Regions from separate parts of the Homo sapiens genome. Here region 2 is linked to region 1. A link is a loop called in an ENCODE intact Hi-C map of the cell type or tissue named here. Cell type or tissue: IMR-90. All regions are shown on one strand. Links, peaks and the distances in the headings refer to the core of each region. The heading gives the core; the rest is flanking DNA.

What was found. A loop is a pair of places that touch in the nucleus more often than their neighbours do. Peaks named below come from ENCODE experiments on the same cell type or tissue, not always from the same donor. Only the 100,000 strongest peaks of a DNase experiment are listed, where the experiment ranks them.
Region 2: it touches region 1 in a loop (2.9-fold over the local background); 6 of 110 quality-filtered maps call a loop at or near these places.

Annotation. Positions count from the first base shown.
Region 1 is chr11:46,135,898-46,138,811 of GRCh38, reverse strand. It overlaps LOC105376661 (a long non-coding RNA gene), which reads right to left. Exons shown (of 3, transcript XR_931252.4): 3 at 1,634-2,914. Among named protein-coding and RNA genes, the nearest start is that of PHF21A, 16 kb to the right of the region's middle. In IMR-90, for the core only: no CTCF peak of the experiment used is centred there; no DNase peak of the experiment used is centred there; H3K27me3 peaks cover 1,331 bases.
Region 2 is chr11:46,209,160-46,212,073 of GRCh38, reverse strand. No RefSeq gene overlaps it. Among named protein-coding and RNA genes, the nearest start is that of LINC02710, 9.0 kb to the left of the region's middle. In IMR-90, for the core only: no CTCF peak of the experiment used is centred there; a DNase peak (open chromatin) is centred at 1,753; H3K27me3 peaks cover 351 bases.

The DNA.
Region 1 (2,914 bases), core at 153-2,652:
GGCTCACTGCAGCCTCTGCCTCCTGGGTTCCAGTGATTCTCCTGCCTCGCCCTCCTGGGTAGCTACGATTACAGGTGCATGCCACCATGCCCAGCTAATTTTTGTATTTTTAGTAGAGACAGGGTTTCACCATGTTGGCCAGGTTGGTCTCAAACTCCTGACCTCAGGTGATCCGCCCACCTCGGCCTCTCAAAGTGCTGGGATTACAGGCATGAGCCACCGCGCCCGGCCCGATGATGCATTCTATGTATTGATGTGGGAAGATACTCATGATCTAGTGTTAAGAAGGAAAAAGCAGTTTACCAAACACTATCCAACAATGTGTTAGGAGTCTGTCTATAGAAATGCATGTTTACACATACATAAAAACTTGAAGGATTTTAAAAATTAATAGTGACTATTTTTAGGAAGTGGGATTATGAGGGACTCTTTATTTCTCTGTATTGGTTAAATATTTTATATATCAGAAAAACAAATTTGATTCCGGTTTAGAAAATAAAATGTTTCCAGAAGAAAATGCAATGATGTGCAAAGAAACATAACGTACTGCCAAGTTAAAAAATAGGATATAAGTTAGTGATACAGTTATTTTCACTGTGAGGCTAATTTTCTTGAAAATTATCTAGAAAGTTGTAGACCAAAATATTAATAGTAATTACCTCTTAGGGGGGATGTGGTGGGAATTTGAATCGTTTTTATTTTATTGGTCATACTTCAGTGTTTAAAAAAGGTTTTTAAAGATATTTGTATTGCTTCCACAAAAAAAGTTACTCATAGAAAACAAAAAAAAGGAAGCAAAGAGAAATCGAGGGAGGGGAGGAGGGAAGAAAGGAGGGAGGGAGGGAGGGAAAGAGGGAGAGAAGAAGGAAGGGAGGGAGGGAAGGAGGAAGGACAAATTAAGTCTAACTTGGACCAAGCCCTTTTGGAGGTTGGCTAGGCTCCTGAGACGCCTACAACATGTGTGTTGATTTGATGACATTAAGTACAAACCCGATATTTATTCAACTTTTCGGTCTTTTGTCCTGCCACAAAGGACTTGAGGGAACGCAAAACATATGATAAAACAGAACATTACAAATAAAAAAATTTCAGGATCAAGAGAAAACAGCGATGTACTAGAGAGACAAGAATTGGGAGGAAGCAGGGTCGTACACACTTAGGAAAGTTTAGCTGCAAGGTGAGCTCCCCTGAGATTCCATAGTCCTGGGAGTCCTCTGCTCAGCTTGTTGGAGACCTGTGTATTTGAGATTCTGTACAGGGTGAGTCCAGAAAGAGGATAATCTTGTAGACACATTGTGGGTGTCTGCCGAGCTCATAATGACTCCTTTTCCCTTGCGTGGAAAAGGGAGCTTGCGGTCTAACAGTTAGCTGTGCTGGGTGAACCTCCTCCTAAGCTGAGCAAGTCAGAGTGTCACTCCTAGACATTCCAACCCGGGTCTGAAAGCTGGCCGCAGTCTGGCTGGCCACTTGGGGTGGCTACACAAAGCCAAGCGCACCTCTTAGTTGGGGCCTTAGAGCCCACTTTCCATGAAGAAATAAAGAAACAAGGTTACAAAAACGACGGTATAGTTTTAATGTTTATATTGAATAAATTAATGCTTTTAACACCGAAAAACACAGTGCCACAAAAATGTTCTGTTCACAAGATAATTACAGGATTTATTAAAAATATTAATTCATGGTGCACTACAGGCAGTGTGCTGCAGAGCCAAGGGGCTGTGCCAACCTCCTCCCCTCCCACCACAGGCCCCCGAGGCTGGGGCGAGCAGGCTGAGGAAACTTAAGTGCAGCTGACAGCAGCCAAACGTGGGGTGTTGCTGCTTCTGAGGATTCCTGGGGAGTCCATCTTCCAGGGTTTGGTACCCGGTCCTTCTGAGCCAACTGCCCCTGCCCTGCAACGTACCTGATATACTTCCAACGAGGTCCCTCCTTCACTAATTCCACTTGACGTGGATTTCTACCATGGCAAGCAAAAGAACTTTGCCTGAAAGAACCTGCAGTCATCCCAGATTCTTTTTTTATGGAGACGAAGTCTTGTTCTGTTGCCCAGGCTGGAATGCAGTGGTGCGATTTCGGCTCACTGAAACCTCTGCCTCCTGAGTTCAAGCGATTCTCCTGCCTCAGCCTCCTGAGTAGCTGGGATTACAGGCATGTGCCACCATGCCTGGCTAAGTTTGTATTTTTAGTAGAGATGGGGTTTCACCATGTTGGCTAAGCTAGTCCTGAACTCCTGACCTCAGGTGATCCGCCCGCCTCGGCCTCCCAAAGTGCTGGGATTACAGGTGTGAGCCACCGCGCCTGGCCCCAGATTCTTATTTTTCAGGGGAGGTCGGTTTTTCCCTTTGTGACCAATTCCCCTCCCAGGGAGAAAGACAATTTTCAGCTTCCGTGGTCCCAGACTGCAGTGAGTTCATGCATATTCTCCCAAGGTGGAGGAAGATTGTTTAAAAGATGCTGAGTGGCAGGGAGAAGAATGTCACCTAAACATCCCTCTGCCACAGAAGGAGAGGTTTGGCTGAGCCTCAAGGACATAGGTTCAGACAAGGGCAGTCCCGGCTGCCTTACCGCGAGATGGAGTCATCTTCCTGGAGCTGGAGGATGTCACGGAGCTTTGGGATCCTCCTTCATCCTTCAAAGTGTCTCCTAGGGTGCGTTTGTCTTAAAACTAGCTTCAGAGGTGAGGGAAAGAAGGTGAGATGAGGAATTTGTCCCCAAGTGGTTTCTTGGCTGACTCTGCTCCCTGGTAAACTGGAACAGTAGTAGCTGGTTATGCTTATGATCTCATTTCTCTGTGGTTCCCAAGGTGCCTAGAGTGAGCCTTAAATAAAGTAGAATGCTGGCCGGGAGCAGTGGCTCACTCCTGTAATCCCAGCACTTTGGGAGGCCGAGGTGGTCGGATCACGAGGTGGGGAGA
Region 2 (2,914 bases), core at 265-2,764, 73 kb before region 1:
AGTGTAAAAACTGCACCTCATGTAGACAGCTCACATTTACCCCTCTTTATCTGCCAGTGTGAACAAGAATAAAATCGCTGCTGGAGGGAAGACCTGGCTCATGCTTGTGCTGCTGAGTTTGATTTAGAGGGGCCTAGAAAGGTTGTCCTGCTCCCAAATCTCACCTCTCCTGATGATGGATGTCCTACCATTCTGTGGTGACAGTGGGGAGAGACAGCAGTGGACTGGAGTTAGAGGATTTAGATTCAAATTTAATTTCTGCCACGTGTTAGCCAAGTGATGTTAGCAAAATAACAGATTTTAACTATCCCCTGAGCACGCACCAGGACTCATGGTCGACCCTGGGAGTACATATCCCTGTCTTCAAGGAGTTTAAGGAGGGGGTGAGTCAGTTTTCTCATAGGTAAAATGGGAATTCATTGATTTACTTATTCAGTAGATACTGAGCACCTACTGTCTGCAGGAACCTTGTATTGAGCTGGGACAGAAAGCCAGGAGCATTTGGCCCCTGGGCAGGAGCAGCAGTGACAGAAGCTTGGGCCCTAGGTGGCCAGACCCGCAAAGCACATGGGGGACTGAGGGACAAAGGGGAGGCCAGGAGCTCACCACCCTGCAGCAGAGGCCCAAACTCAAAGGCATTGTGTGTGGTGGGGGTGCAGGGTGTGGTGGATCAACAGTGCCCACTTCACCCCACACTGGCTGAGCTCTGTCACTATATTTTCCTTCTGAGAACTATCTTCAGTGGTCTGGGAGTTTAGGATTTTAGAGGAGAGGGTCCTGAAAAAACATCTAGGCCACTCATTCCCACATTTTTGCAGTTAATACATCAGTAACTTTCCCAAACTGACCGGGGAGCCAATCGAGTTACCAACTTCTTACTCACTACATAAAGATATGGAGAGAAAACATGGGGTGATACTCAGCTACCATCTACCTTCATTTCACAAAAGAAAGGGCCACTTCCCATCTATGAAACAGGAAACATAAGTACCATGAAATACTATGCAGCCATAAAAAAGATGAAGCCATGTCCTTTGCAGCAACATAGATGCAGCTGGAGGCCATTATCCTAAGTGAATTACTGCAGGAACAGAAAACCAAATATCACACGTTCTCACTTACAAGTGAGAGCTAAATATTGAGGAACACATGGTCACAAAGAGGGGGACAATAGACAGTGGGGACTACTAGGGGGAGGAGGGAGAGAGGTGGGTGAGGATAGAAGAACTACCTCTTGGGTACTATGCTCACTACCTAGGTGACAAAATCATTTGTGCAGCAAACCTCCATAACATGCAGTTTACCATGTAACAAACCTGCACATGTACCCTCTGAACCTGAAATAAAAGTTGGAAGAAAAAAAAAAGAAAAAACAGATGCTAGAGGGAGAATCAAACCAAGAAAAACATAATCTCAGGATAAAGGACGGTCTTTTAAATTGCATACATTTAACTTCATTCATGAAACACACATTACCTCGGCCTTATTTTTCTCACTTTACTGCAGCCATGTGACACCGTGGGTGTAGACAAACACCAAACCACAGCTAGCTTCAGGCAACACTTTCCACACCCTCCCCTCCATCTTATAAGTAAAGAGATCAGAGGTCCAGCCTCCATTAGGTATTTGTGATTACAGCAGAACCATGCCTAAGAAACAGGTCTCCAGTCCTAGGGTCAAGGCTGAGCCTCCATCCTCTTACCCAACTTTCAGTTTCACCACTTGTGCAAGTCGGGTGAGTGGTGAGGAATAGAGTCACTGACTAGCTCTTGGCACCATGAAAGGCAAGAGAAAAACGGAAAGAGAATGACTCACCATTGAGGCCAGTGTCCTCTTTTGCACCTTCCCAACACCCCCCATTTGCCTGCAAGGTCACTCTAAAATAAACCCTTGGATTTAGCTTCCTCCCTCTGCTCCTTTTCAGCCTTTCCCTGGTTTCCTCTCCTAGGGACTTTCTGTGGGATGTTTCTCGGTCTTTGCCCTCCTTGACTTCTGCAGCAGTGAAAGATTTTCACGTTGTTGACTCTTCTCCCTCCCTGAATCTCCTTATCCCCCTGGCATTTTGGTACCAGTATCTGTGGGTTACCCCCTGCTTACTGAACAATTCTTTCTTCTTCACTCACTCTTCTTTCTGCCTTCCAAATGCTGCTTTCCCCTGAGTTAATTCCTCATCCCCTCTCATTCATCATCCTTTACAGAGACCATTCCCAACCTTTTTTTTTTTTTTTTTTTGAGACGGAGTCTGGCTCTGTCACTCAGGCTGGAGTGCAATGGTGCAATCTCGGCTCAATGCAAACTCCGCCTCTTGGGCTCAAGCAATTCTCCTGCCTCAGCTTCCTGAGTAGCTGGGATTACAGGGGTGTACCACCATGCGCAGCTAATTTTTATATTTAAGTAGAGACAGGGTTTCACCATGTTGGCTAGGCTGGTCTCGAATTCCTGACCTCCAGTGATCTGGCCGCCTGGGTCTCCCTAGGCTGGGATTACAGGTGTGAGCCACCATGCCCAGCCATTCCCAAACTTTTATCCCCAGTGCCATCTTCTCTGCCAAGCTTCAGACTCACGTTGTTAATGGATATTTTGACGTCTTCACCTGGAACTCTGGAAGGCACCCGCAGTAACATGTTGCAAATAGGAAGCTTTATTTTCCTTCCAAACCTGTTCTCCTTCGGGTTTCCCTGTCTTGGTGAATGCTATCACCCCCCAATCTATCTCCAAAGCCAGATACTTCGGAGTGAATCTTGACACCCCTCACTTCCTCCCTGGCAGTTTTGAATCAGTCACAAATCCAACCTGATCTTTCTTAGAAATATCTTTTAAATCTTAAATGTCTTAAACCCACCTTCCCTGGCACTGCCTATGTCATCTCTTTCCTGCGCTAGTATAACATTCTCCTAATTGGTCTCCATACCAC